2 separate regions of the Homo sapiens genome follow, and region 1 is linked to region 2. Evidence: chromatin contacts called from ENCODE Hi-C data. All regions are on one chromosome and are shown on one strand. The core of a region is the stretch at or near the end of the contact, and the rest is flanking DNA. Distances in the headings are between cores, read along the strand shown. Region 1 holds the start of THOC7-AS1 (THOC7 antisense RNA 1). Region 2 holds the start of KBTBD8 (kelch repeat and BTB domain containing 8).

The links. A loop is a pair of places that touch in the nucleus more often than their neighbours do. Pooled maps may share reads with other maps.
Region 1: a loop to region 2 is called in a pooled map, with 9 times the contacts of the local background. The contact joins the promoter of THOC7-AS1 here to the promoter of KBTBD8 in region 2. A Hi-C loop is called at or near these places in 8 of 50 pooled maps.

The regions. Positions count from the first base shown.
Region 1 is chr3:63,858,719-63,865,057 of GRCh38, forward strand. It overlaps THOC7-AS1 (THOC7 antisense RNA 1), which reads left to right and starts at 1,927. Exons shown (of 2, transcript NR_104326.1): 1 at 1,927-2,278; 2 at 2,781-3,101. THOC7 (THO complex subunit 7) reads right to left here and starts at 5,087. Exons shown (of 8, transcript NM_025075.4): 1 at 5,054-5,087. The coding sequence starts at 5,072. ATXN7 (ataxin 7) reads left to right here and starts at 5,149. Exons shown (of 13, transcript NM_001377405.1): 1 at 5,149-5,440. RefSeq lists silencers at 4,806-5,025, 5,356-5,595, 5,606-5,825.
Region 2 is chr3:66,995,480-67,001,336 of GRCh38, forward strand. It overlaps KBTBD8 (kelch repeat and BTB domain containing 8), which reads left to right and starts at 2,828. Exons shown (of 4, transcript NM_032505.3): 1 at 2,828-2,892; 2 at 3,502-3,712. The coding sequence starts at 2,877. RefSeq lists enhancers at 2,486-2,585, 4,549-4,648 and a silencer at 2,926-3,245.

The DNA of each region.
Region 1 (6,339 bases), core at 677-3,176, 3.1 Mb before region 2:
TTCAGCTAGCCAGACTGCTAGAGTTGGCAACAAGGGAAGGAGAGAAAATGGCTTTGTCACAAACTACCTGTGTGACTGCAAGTCACTAACTTCCAAAGACCTCTACTTTTTCACTTATAACATGACAGTAGTGGTGAAAATATCCAGTCTAGTAGCTATAGCTACTCTAAAGCAGGGCAGTTCCTCAAACTGAGTGCAGGAAATAAAGGGCTGCTTCTTCAAGAGCTCCCAGTCCAACTGGATACGCAGACCCAGAGGAATGGATTACATGAAGGGACAGTGATACAGGCACATCAAATTTGTAAAAGACATTGGCTCTTATGTAAGCTCCATGGACAGGTACTGGTACTCCTCCAAGAGCTTTCCAGGAGGATGAATGAGATATCAAGAGCATCCACTTCTATCTTCCACACTAACATCGCTCTAATCCAAGCCCACATTTCTCTCATCTGGAATATTTTGCATTGGACTCCCTGTTTCCATTCTTGCCTTCCTAGAATCCATTTTTTATGCAACTCAGAATGATCTAAAAGATGAATTGGATCACTAACTCTCCTGCTTACAATCCTCCTATCATTTCTAAATGCCCACAAAGGACAATTCAGTCTCCTTTCCAAAGCCTGCAAGGCTCCTCCTGAGCTCCCTTTTACCTCCTTTTGCATCGTACTCCTCTTGGCCCACCTGGATGCAGTCCTGTCCCTAGATCCAGCCCAGTGGCTTTCCTTATTTCCTCTAAAGGGTGCAGAGCTTGTTTTCACCTCGGGCCTTTGCACTAGTTGTTGTCTCTATCTGGAATACTTTCCTGGGCTCTTCATGTGGTTGAACCTGTCAGGTATCACTGCCCTCCCCCATTACTCTCTGTCCTCATTCCATCAAGTTCATTCTCAGAACTTAATTACATTCCTTTTCAGAAATTATCTTATTTACTTATTTGATTGCACACTATGGCTTCTTTCCCCAAAGCAGGGGCCAGGGCCCTCCTCTGTCTAGTTCACTGCAAAGTAGCCAGGACCTCGCATTGTGCCTAGAAGGTATGCAATAAATACTTGTTGACGGATCACACATACCACTCATTTCAGCTTGATTTTTTCAAAAGCTCAGCTGACAAAAACCATGTTTATAGAGGATTGTCTGAAGAAGTTGTAGTTTGTCTTTCCTCTATGGTCTAGATATTCAATCAAAAAACCCTGATTTGAATCAAGCCAGATCAGCAGAGCTACCCACTACCCACCTAAACCACATTGTCCATTGATTTTATTTATTTATTTTTAGACAGGGTCTAGCACTGTTGACAGGCTGGAGTGCAGTGGTGCAATCATGGCTCGTTGCAACCTCAAACTCCTGGGCTCAAGTGATCCTCCTGCCTCAGCCTCCTGAGTAGCTGGGACTACCTACAGGTGTGTTCCACTCCACCTGGCTAATTTAAGAAAATTTTTAGTAGAGATGAGTAGCTGAGACTACAGGTGCACACCACCACACACGCCTGGCTAATTTGAAAAATTCTGTAGTATAGATCATGTCTTGCTGTGTTGCTTAGGATGGTCGCAAACTCCTGGGCTCACGTGATCCTCCTGCCTTAGCATCCCAAAGTGCTAAGATTGATTACAGGTGTGAGCTACCACACCCAGCCTCTACTGGCTTTAGAATGTCTTTCTAAATTGTGATTTAGCCTTCTTTTACCTAGCAAGGGATGTGCTACAAAACAGCTCTATGATCTTCAGTGCTGAAAAGAGGTTAAGGATATGACACTGGCTTTCATTTATAAAGACCTCAATGATAAACTTTTCCTCTAGTTCAAATCAGAAAAAAAAAGTGCTTTTCCTGGGCATCTAAGATTGCCTTCTCTCATGAACACTAGATCACAGAGCAGACGAGGTCCTGCCTCTCAGAATGGCCTACTGGAGAAACAGGTCACTTACAGCTTGGTTAATTAATGTACTAGACTTTATCCTCCTGCATTTTGAGGATCACCCCACTTCTGACTTCCCTTTATTTTTCCTAATCTCAATGTTCTTTTTGTCTTGTTTTCTAATCCGTTTAATTTTTATATTTTCTCATTACAGTGAACTGCCTTAAATGTTTTCTAGCATAAGGCATATAAATAACGTATTAAGGGTGACAGCAGCAATATGCATAAAATAATATGGCTAGTAGGCAGAAGGTCAACTACTTCTAGGAAAGAAAAGAGGGGATTTTTGAGGTGGGTCTTGAGGAATAAGTGGAGTGTCACCTGATAGAAAAGGCAGGAAAAGGCAACCTGTGCAGATTAAGAGAGAAGGCAAAGTCCACATCAAAGGAAAGTGGAAGACAGATTAGTAAAACAACTCTGACATTAATATTTACTGAATATTAATTATTATGTGTTGGACTCAATGCAAAGCCCTTTACAACTTTTTGTGTTTAATCCTCAAAACAATCCGCTGATGTGGATTTTATTATTATCTCCGTTCAGAGACTGAAGCTGAGACAGTCTGTAAGTGGCAGGGTAGAGATTCCTGTGGCTTTTAAGGATGTGGGGGGGCACTTGACTGCAGTCATTACTTTAGAACTCATCTTCTGTCCCTATCTCCCATCTGACAAAGCCTGTTGCTCCTTTGGACATCTCAATCTCAATAAATAGAAAAGTAGCACTAACAGGCACACAGTGAAGTCAAAAACCTGGGATCATCCTAAATCCCTTCTCCCACCATCCATTCAATACCTGAAGTCCTGACATTCTACCTCACAAATTTCCCTATTTCCCTCCCACCTGTCCTCTTTGCATTCCCTCTTGGTCACAGTCCTCATTGTCTCTCACCAGGGCCACTGCAGAAGTAGCAGACACAGGACGCATAATAGTGAAGAGCAGGAACTCGGCAGGTGGTCTCCCTGCCTTTGACCCTCTATAACTACTATCTGTGCGACCTTAGGCAAGCTAACCTGTGTCTGTTTCATCTGTAAAATGGGGATAACAATTAGAATAATACCTAACAGCACTACGTAAACGTTAGTAAGTGGCGAGGAAACTTAGCTCCTCATTTTCTCTTCCTCTAATCATTCTGCACATAACAGAGACAGTGTGTATGTGTGTGTGTGTTTTTTTTTTTTTTAATGAGACACGGTCTCACTCTGTCACCCAGACTGGAGTGCACTGGCGCGATCTTGGCTCACTGCAGCCTCAACCTCCCAGGCTCAAGTGATCCTTTCTCCTCAGACTCCCAAGTCCTGGGACTACAGGTGTGTGCCACTGTGCCAGACCAATTTTTTTGTATTTGTAGACATGGGGTCTCACTATGTTTTCCAGGCTGGTCTTGAACTTCTGAGCTCAAGAGGTCCGCCTGCCTTGGCCTCCCAAAGTGTTGGGATTACAGGCGTGAGCCACTGTGCCCGGCATGTGTGTGTGTTTTAATGCCAATCTGATTAACACCACACCAGTGTTAAAACTTTTAATGGATTCCTATTGCCCTTAGAGATCTCTGGCTCATAACTTTCTAAATTCTAGCAATACTTGTCAGCTTTGAGTTCTTCCAACATCTTGGGGTCTTTATACAAGTGGCTACCAACCCAGAACACCAGTCCAATATCTATTTATTCTTCAAAAATGGGATTAACTTCGAGGAGGCTTTCTCATTTCCATTGATTGGATAAATAATCTTTGTTACATGTTCCTACAGTTCCCAACCTTGTACTTCCTTGTGGTAATATTTGTCACTCTTAAAACTCATTAGTCAATGTTTCTTTCCCTTCAGACCAAAATTTTGGAGAGGGAAAAGTTCTTGCTTGTTAGTTCTGGGTTGTAATCCCAAAGCCTAGTCCAGGAAGGATAAATATCCACTAAATAAATGAAACTGGAATGAAGCAAAGCTGAAATTCCACATGAAGTTCCTGGGTCTTTAGTAGCCTCCCACCTCCACTACTCTTTATCAGTCTGGAAATTTGGGCCTATCACTGTTCTTCCCATGGCCAGGCCCTTTAATGTGGAGACCCTGGTGGTCTTCAACTCTTAAGAAGTGGCCTCTCCACAGGCATTTACAGTTACCGGTCACCATCTCCTGAAAAACACCCAAGAGCCCTAGATATCCCCTTCCCAGATATCAAAGGACCTCCTTCCTCCCTAACCAGATACCTTGTAGGTTCTCCCTCCAGTTGCCAATCATGCCCCTTCCCCCAAAGTGTCACCTTATTTCCGCTCTCAGTCCATAGACCATCTCCCTTAGACTGTCCACAAACCCAGCCTTTGCCCCTCTAAATTCATCCCAGCTGACAACCACCCTTCCTAACACACACACATACATCTTTTATCGTCCTGATCTACCCTAGACGGTCTCATCACTATACTGGCTCCTCCTTACCCCCGTAAATCTCCCAGGTACACTTCCTGATCACCCTCCGGATACCTCATCCCTATCTATTCCTTTTATAAATAATTCCCTGCTCCTCCTTCTCACCCACAATCCACTCGCAGTTCAAGGCCTCATTGCCATCGACTCCACTGTCTGTGAGTGCTTCCCAATATGCCCCAGGACCCCTCCTGGTGTCACGCTCTGTATCCTGACACCCCTTGTAGACGAGTCCCGAAATTCCCGCCCCGTCCCTGGAGCTCCCACTCCCTCCCAGACCTCCACAAACCTTCCAGGCCCCCAGCCCTAAGCCCGGCACCACTGTCCACCCTTCGCGGCTCCTGGGTCCTCACCGCGCCCCTAGACAAACCCGGACTCCCTCTGGTCCCACCCGCCCTTGCACCGCTTCTAGCCGTCTCGGCCACCCACGTGTGTTCCCAGCCCACCGACCACGCTCCCGGCACACCCTATAGCCCCGCGCTGCCTCCGGGAGAGCGGACGGGGAAAGCCGAGGGTCTCCGAGGGGCGCTCGGGCTCTGGCGAGAGGAGGAAGGACTCAGGGAAGCAGCCGGGGAGGCCCGGGGCTCCGGGGAGAGGTCGGGAAGGCCGAAGCGCTCTGGCGAAGAGGCCGGGGAGGCCGAGGGGTTCCCGGAAGCGGGCCGGGAGGCCAGGGGTCTCAGGGGAGGCCCAGCGGGCCGTGCAGCGGGCGCGTGTGGCGGCGAGCGGGGCCTCACCGTCAGTCACGGCTCCCATGGCGTGCGCGGCGGCGGCGGCGGCGGCGGCGGCGCAAGCTGAGGCGGCGGTTGGCGGCGGCGGAGGTCAAACTCCCACAATGCAGCCGGGTAAACAGCCATGGAGGAGGAGGCGGCGGCGCCCGCGGCCGCCTGCTCCGACGCCTGAGCCGCGCCGCGCCGCGCCGCCGCCGCCGCCGCCGCCGCCGCGGGACCCGCGCTCCCCGCGCTCCCGGTACTCCCCGGGGGCGGCCGCGGCCGGCGCGAGTTGGGGCGAGGCTTGGCGGCCGGCGGCGGCCCCGGCTGCAGCCCGGGCTCCCGCCGCCCCCCTTGCAGCCCCCGCCCGGCCCACGCCCAGAGGCCGCCCCGGAGGCCGCAGCCAGCCGCCAGGTGAGCTCGCCCGGACGCCGCCAGGGCTGCGGGGGTGCGGCGGGAGCTGCGGGCCGCCCGCAGTCGGGGTCCCGGCTTCTTCCCCGGGAAGGTGACTGCGGCCCCGCCGCCCCATCCAGGGTGACGCTGCTAGGGGTGGGCTCGTTTCCCTGGGGGGTGGGGAGGGTGACGGGGACGCCCGGATCCGGCTGAGCCCAGGAGAGGCGGGACTAGGGGTACCGAGGGGGGCGCGTCGCTGGGGGTCCCCGCGAAGTTGGCGCCCACGCGCGCTGGGGCGGGTCTCGAACGCCGGCACTTGCGCGGGGCGCGGCCGGCAATCAAAAAAGGCCCCGGGTTCCAGGTCGCGCGGTTCCGGCCCCTGCGGCCGCCCCCTTCCTTCCTGGGCTCGGCGGGTGCGGGAAAAAGGGTGAAAGAGAAACTTGGCGACCTCCCGGAGGAGTTCGCGAAGCGACCAGGAGCGTGTTGCCATCGTCCTCACCCGGCACCCAATTCCACCACAGAGTCGGGATTTCGTCGGTGATCGTGATGGGGTGCTTTTATTTTTCTCTTTGATTTTCAAAAAATGTCTATGTGACTGTCCCTATCTTAAGGGGAAGTTGAAAGTGGGGGCGGGGGTGCTCAATGAGAAACGTTGCCTTGTGTGTAGTTGTTTGGAGCACACTGCAAATTATATTGGCATCTCTTTCCAAAAGTCACTTTGATTCAACTTCGATAGCTTTCTCGTAAATGGCACGTTTAGGTGGTGAGAGGTGGATGAGGAAACAGGCACCAGTGCAGCTGATTTGACCTCCAGTGGGATAGATACGATTAGCACCAGGATCGTGTCTCATTTTGAACCCAGGTTTGTTATTTTATTCAGCCATACCGTTGTTTTCCAATTTTCCTGTCCCCCAAGTAGA
Region 2 (5,857 bases), core at 1,578-4,077:
GAAAACTGCAGAATTGATTTGCAGAAGTGAAGTTCTATTTTCTTTTACACCTTCTTCATCAGAGTTGCTATCATTCTTGTGTTGTGTGGTATTATTGAGAGTAGCCTGGGTATAGCTGATAATTGCTAAAAGTCATTCTCTTGAAATGAAAGCAGAAAAAAACAAGGAGCCTTCAATTTCTCATTTTCCAAATTTGATGCTTTCATAATCCTTCATTTTTGCTAGAATTTAAACGTAAAAACTTTTCTTCTCTCAAGCAACCATGATTATAGCAATTCTCTTTGCTTGTGATTCCTAGGTAAAAAAAAATATTAAAATAATAAAGCTCTAAGTGTCTAATTTGAACTAAATATAGGACCTTCAAATATTCTGGTTCAGTTTTTCAGTTTCCATCCTTAATTGATTTTACTTTAAACTTTAAATATAGGAGTAAATTGCAATATAGTACTTAATACCTTAAGATGAAAACTGGTTTACTTTTGCTGCTCTTTCCAGATGTGCAGTAGATTCAGGAGGTTTTTACTAAAATTCAAATTAGAGGTGTTTGAAAACAAAGCTGTAACCTTTGGCTATTTAGTATCAATCCTGAAAAGGAATCTCCCCAGTATTCTTACAGATCATTGAGAAAGAATTGTTGTGGTACAACTGACTGAATTTCGAGATCCTCCTACATATTCTGTGTTTTTTAAAAATGCATTTTAGTGATGATTAAATCTTTACTATGTAATGCCATCTGCCCAGTAGAATGGAGTCCATTTACAGTGTCATATAAATGGCAACTTTTTACCTATAATTTTTTTTCTATTTATTTTTAGATTGGCTTTTGTTCTTTGTATTCTGCTGCATCTCCAATTTATAAATCTTTGTGGGTCAAAGAATCAGAACACTGTCTTCTCACTAATCAAACAATATTGTCAAGTCTGTTTGTTACTAAGTTGAGAATTGAATTTTTAAAAAATTGGCCAAGTTTCTTAAGGCTTAAATAGATAGATGGCTACAAAACAACAACAAAGCACAAACAAAACTCCTCTATTTTAACAGATTTGAAAAGGTTGCCAGATAAAATACAGAACACCCAATTAAATTTAAATTTCAGATAAACAACAAATGATATTTCAGTTTAAATATTTCTCAAATAATGCATGCCCTGTATTTTTATTTGCAATATCGTCAGATGTTGTCAAACCCTAAGGATTAACGCCATTTTTTTCCTCAATACTAACCATATTGTCATAAAGTGCTACCATTTTAATAAATTAGAAAGCAACATCATAAAAACGAAAAAATAAAGTTATGAGTAACCAAAATTAAGTCAATTTCATCTATCCAGAAACGTGCATACAGGACATTCACAAAGAAGAAATTATAAGTGCATATGTATATGCAGAAACCCCAGTCATGAGGAAACACCACTTCCTGTTAACTTGCATGGGATTATAGTATTTTAAGTTCTAAATTTCTCAGCAGACCTAGAAGACAGAACTGAATTGTTTTTCATAATTATTTCTCTTTCTCAATCACAATTTAAATTCCAAGATCCTTTCTTTATCAAGAAGTTCAACGGTTTGATCTTTTCAGTGCTAGAAAAGTTATGCACACGGGCTAACTATATGTCTACTAGAAATTCTTCCCATTCGCTGATACTTCCTTACATTTTAACATCTAGAAATAGCATTCCCAATGTTAGCTCATTTGCACCTTACATTTATTTTTAAAATATGAAACATCTATAATGTGCCAGGCACCCCGTTAGATGTTAGAAACACAAGATGAGTAAATAAAAATTCGTCAACAGTAAAATTTTGATTTTCTTTCCAAAAGGTTGCAGCCTATGAAATCCATGGAGTACGGATTACTATTACTTCACGTTACAGATGAAGGATCTAAGCGCTCAGGGGTTGAAAGGTCTTATGTCAGTTCTCACATATAGTGACTAAAGAGCCAGGGCTTCAGTAATCATCCCTGGCTCCGGGCTCAGGGCATTCCGGTATTTTTTCAAAGGAAATTCCGGAATACTTAGTATTGTATCCCCTCCATTTCCCAAGAGCAAAAAGTAAAGCATCTTGGATCCCCTTGTAATGTTCACGTGAGGAACAGGTGTTCTCTGGGTGTGCTAGAAAAGCAAGGCACCAGTGGGAGTTGAAGATCCTAAGCAGCCGCTGTAACCAGACCAAGTTAATCTGTGGAAACCAGAGCACCCGGCCAAGGCGATGCTATTTCAATTGGGTGTCATAGGTGACTCATCAGAGACGCCTTGCTTTTGGGCCTTGTGATATTTTTCTTCAGGGTGGGACGTCAGATTTCCTTTGCATTTTTGGACAACAGCCCTCCTGTCCATTTCCACATTTTTCTGGTTTTACAGCTCTCACGCAGAGCTTGATTTCATACCGGAAGCTAGTCACTGGCAGGAAGTTTACGGAAGAAGAAAAAGGTAAAAAAATGTGCCGGGGGCCAGGAGAGAGGCCTAAAATGGGGAAATTCGCACTTGAAGAGCTTTCCCTACCCCAGCCCCTCAGAATGACAGTTCTCCTCCGCCAGAAGACTACCTCTCCCGGCAGGCACTGCGCGCTCGACGGCCACAGGCTGGCCAGCTCCCTGCTCTCCACCTCCATCCGAATCAGCCAATAGGAATTCCCGGCTTGGGCCTCCGCCCGACCCGGACCACGCGGGAGCCGGGGCAATCAAACTACATTTCCCGACACGCATGTGCTCGCGTCGTGGCCAATCAGCGCCAGGAATTCGGAGGCTAGGGGTGGAGCCAGATGCACAGGACACCCCATTGGCCAGGGGAAGCTTAGAAGAGCCGGAACCCGGGAGCTAGAGAAGCGAAATGACATTTCCTTTTTAAATAGCTGGAGTCGGGGCCCCATCGAGAAATGGCCGCGTCGGCAGGTGGGTCGTGTGGTGGCCAGGGCGGCGTGGAGGGAGGTGAGGGGGAAGGTGGGCCGGGGCCGGCCACAGGCAGTGGGATGAGGACGTAGCGGTGCGGAGCTAGAGGGAAGGATGAAGCGGTGGAGGGGAATGAGAAGAGGGAGGATGAATGGTGCGGAGGGCGGTGGGCGGTCCGGCGGGACCGGGATGGGGAGGCTGGGTACCCGCCGGCGCTGCGCCCCAGGAGGCAGCGGGAGGCGGCTTGAGGGGGCACCGGCGGCCGCCGTTGTTCGAGCTTCCCTCGTGAGGCTCTGCCCTCGGCTCTCGGCGGAGTCCGCGCAGACGCCTCTCCTGGGCTGCGAGCGCGTTTCCTCCGCGAGCACGGGTGCCGGGCTCGCCGGGCTCCGCAGGAGCAGGCTGGCCTTTGAACTTGTTCCGCCGATCGCGCTCCGCCCTCTGTCTCCCAGATCCTTAACTCGCGGTCCCACGAGGTCGTGCGTATATCCACAGACATTTGTATATATCTTGTAGGGGGAAAAAGCCTAGCAAGCAGACACACAAACAGAAAAATCCCGCGATGCCGTAACTGGCTCGGCACTTCTTGTAGTTGTACGATTTTTCTCCTCCTAGATTTAAGTAAGTCTTCCCCAACACCGAATGGGATTCCATCTTCAGACCCAGCCAGCGATGCCATGGACCCCTTCCATGCTTGCAGTATTCTTAAGCAACTCAAAACAATGTACGATGAAGGACAGTTGACAGACATTGTAGTGGAAGTGGATCACGGGAAAACATTTTCCTGTCATAGAAACGTTCTTGCTGCAATCAGCCCTTACTTCAGGTATGATGATGGTAGGAACTTCTGTTGGTATCTGCACCAAGCTCCCTTTCCCCCTCAGTATTGTCCACTTGATGTTTATATTGAGATGCGATAATGAAATGAAACCAATGACTTTGTTTCTTGAGACTAGAAAACAAGTCCTCTCTTAACTAAGACCTTCTTTTGACTTGAGGGATTCTTCTAGATTTCGGGTGATTGCTTTTTAAGTTAGTGGGCCTGTGTGTGTGTGTTTGAGGTAAATGACCAGAAAATCTAGACTTGTGCTGGTCAGTATGGAAGCCAGTAGCCATGTGTGGCTGTTTAAACTTAAATTATAAGTTAAATAAAATAAAACATTTAGTTCCCCAGGTACACTAAATACTTTTTGAGTGCTTGCTGGTCACCTGCAGCTAGTGGCTGCCATATTGGGCAGCACAGAAATACAGCATTTTCATCATTGACAATTTTATTGGACAGTGCTGATCTAGAATTTCTTTCAAAAAGTTATCCATAATGCATGTTTCTTTAGTGTATGGGACTCTTTTATAAAATAGTTTAAAACATGTAGCATGTTCCTTCAAAAACAAATTACCACTCAATAGATTGTTTAAATGCTATGGGGGTCAAAGCAAGAATGAATATAGTTTCTTTGTGCCTAAGGCCCCAAATTAATAATATCCAAGATTTCTAGAAGTATGTTAAACGAAGTTTTTGTTTTTACTTATATTGTCTACTATAAAACTTTTAAAAGTAAAATTTAAAAACTTGGGTCTGAAAAATAACTTCCTACTTTAAGATGAGTGGAAAAGGCAGTTTTCTGCATGGGCTTAACTTCTTTTGTGTCAAATGCTCACTTTAAGCCTTTCAGTATTCACAAGTGGTGCATAAATAATAGTAAAGTTATCAACCACACTCTGAATGTGATTTTTCCTTTTGAAGGTGCTTACCTTTATAGGGCACATAACCATATAATGTTCCAACAGTAGTTTCTGGTTCCTCTTTCTCAGAATACTGGGTTAAATATAGTCACTTCAGTCTGATGCTTGTGATGTAACCGTTTAGACTTGCCTAGGGTAGGTCATTGGACTACTAAGTATTAATCATCGCAAGACAGTGAGCTGGAAAGAAAAAAAAACTCACATATGCAGAAGGTATGAAGTTTGGCCTGGTAATGGAAACTTCTAGTGAGATTCACTTACCCAGATTATCTATTAGATATGGTTAGGTCATTTGTATGTTTAAATATATGTCACAGTTACTACTTATCAAGCTCTAGGCTAAGCTTACTTTACATGTATTGCCTTATATAATCTTTATAATCCTATCTCTGCATAGTTGTTGTTCCATTTTACTTATGAAGAAGCTGAGGCTCAGTGAGATTGAGTTTTAATAACCTGCCTAAATCATCTATCCAACAAGTAAATGGCAGAGGCTACATTTGATTACAGAGCCAGGCTTCTTAGTAGCCATATGACTCTTAAGGAACAAGAGTTGGTACAGTTTCCTTTAAAACATTTTTATTGTATATTGCATTTGAATAGTAAAAACAAAAACAAAACAAAACAAAACAAAAACTGCAAAGTAAAAATGTCTATATCTTACTGAAATTTAATAATCTGGATTATATCATTTAAATGTCATACTTATGTATGCTTACTAAGTATACTTATTAAGTATAATACTTAGTAAGCATACATAATAAATATGATATATGTATACATATTAAGTATACTTATTAAGTATAATACTTAGTAAGTATACTTATTAGTAACTTTACATAAGTATGACATTTTCACCTTGCAGTTTCATTTTTTATTTTTGAAGACCTGGAAAAAAATTTTACTTTAAAAGAAGTATGCTATGATAGATTTCTAATTTTCTTGATTCCTTAAAATCTTAAATTCTTTAATTTTGTTAAGTCAATTTTTAAAAGGAGTAAAAAATACTTGAGAAATTTTCTGGGGATACGATATGTGCATTGAAATAAAGATATTTGGCTAGAAACCTCAAGGATTAGAATTTGATCTCTTGCTAGAGGTTTTTGTACTGAAGTTTCTTGGTACCAGCGCTGCTTCCTGTGTGGGATGTAGAAAATCGTACTTAATGTTTCTACGTCTTGCATCACTAGTGGAAGAATTAGAACGGCTGGAAATCTGGAATGGCTGT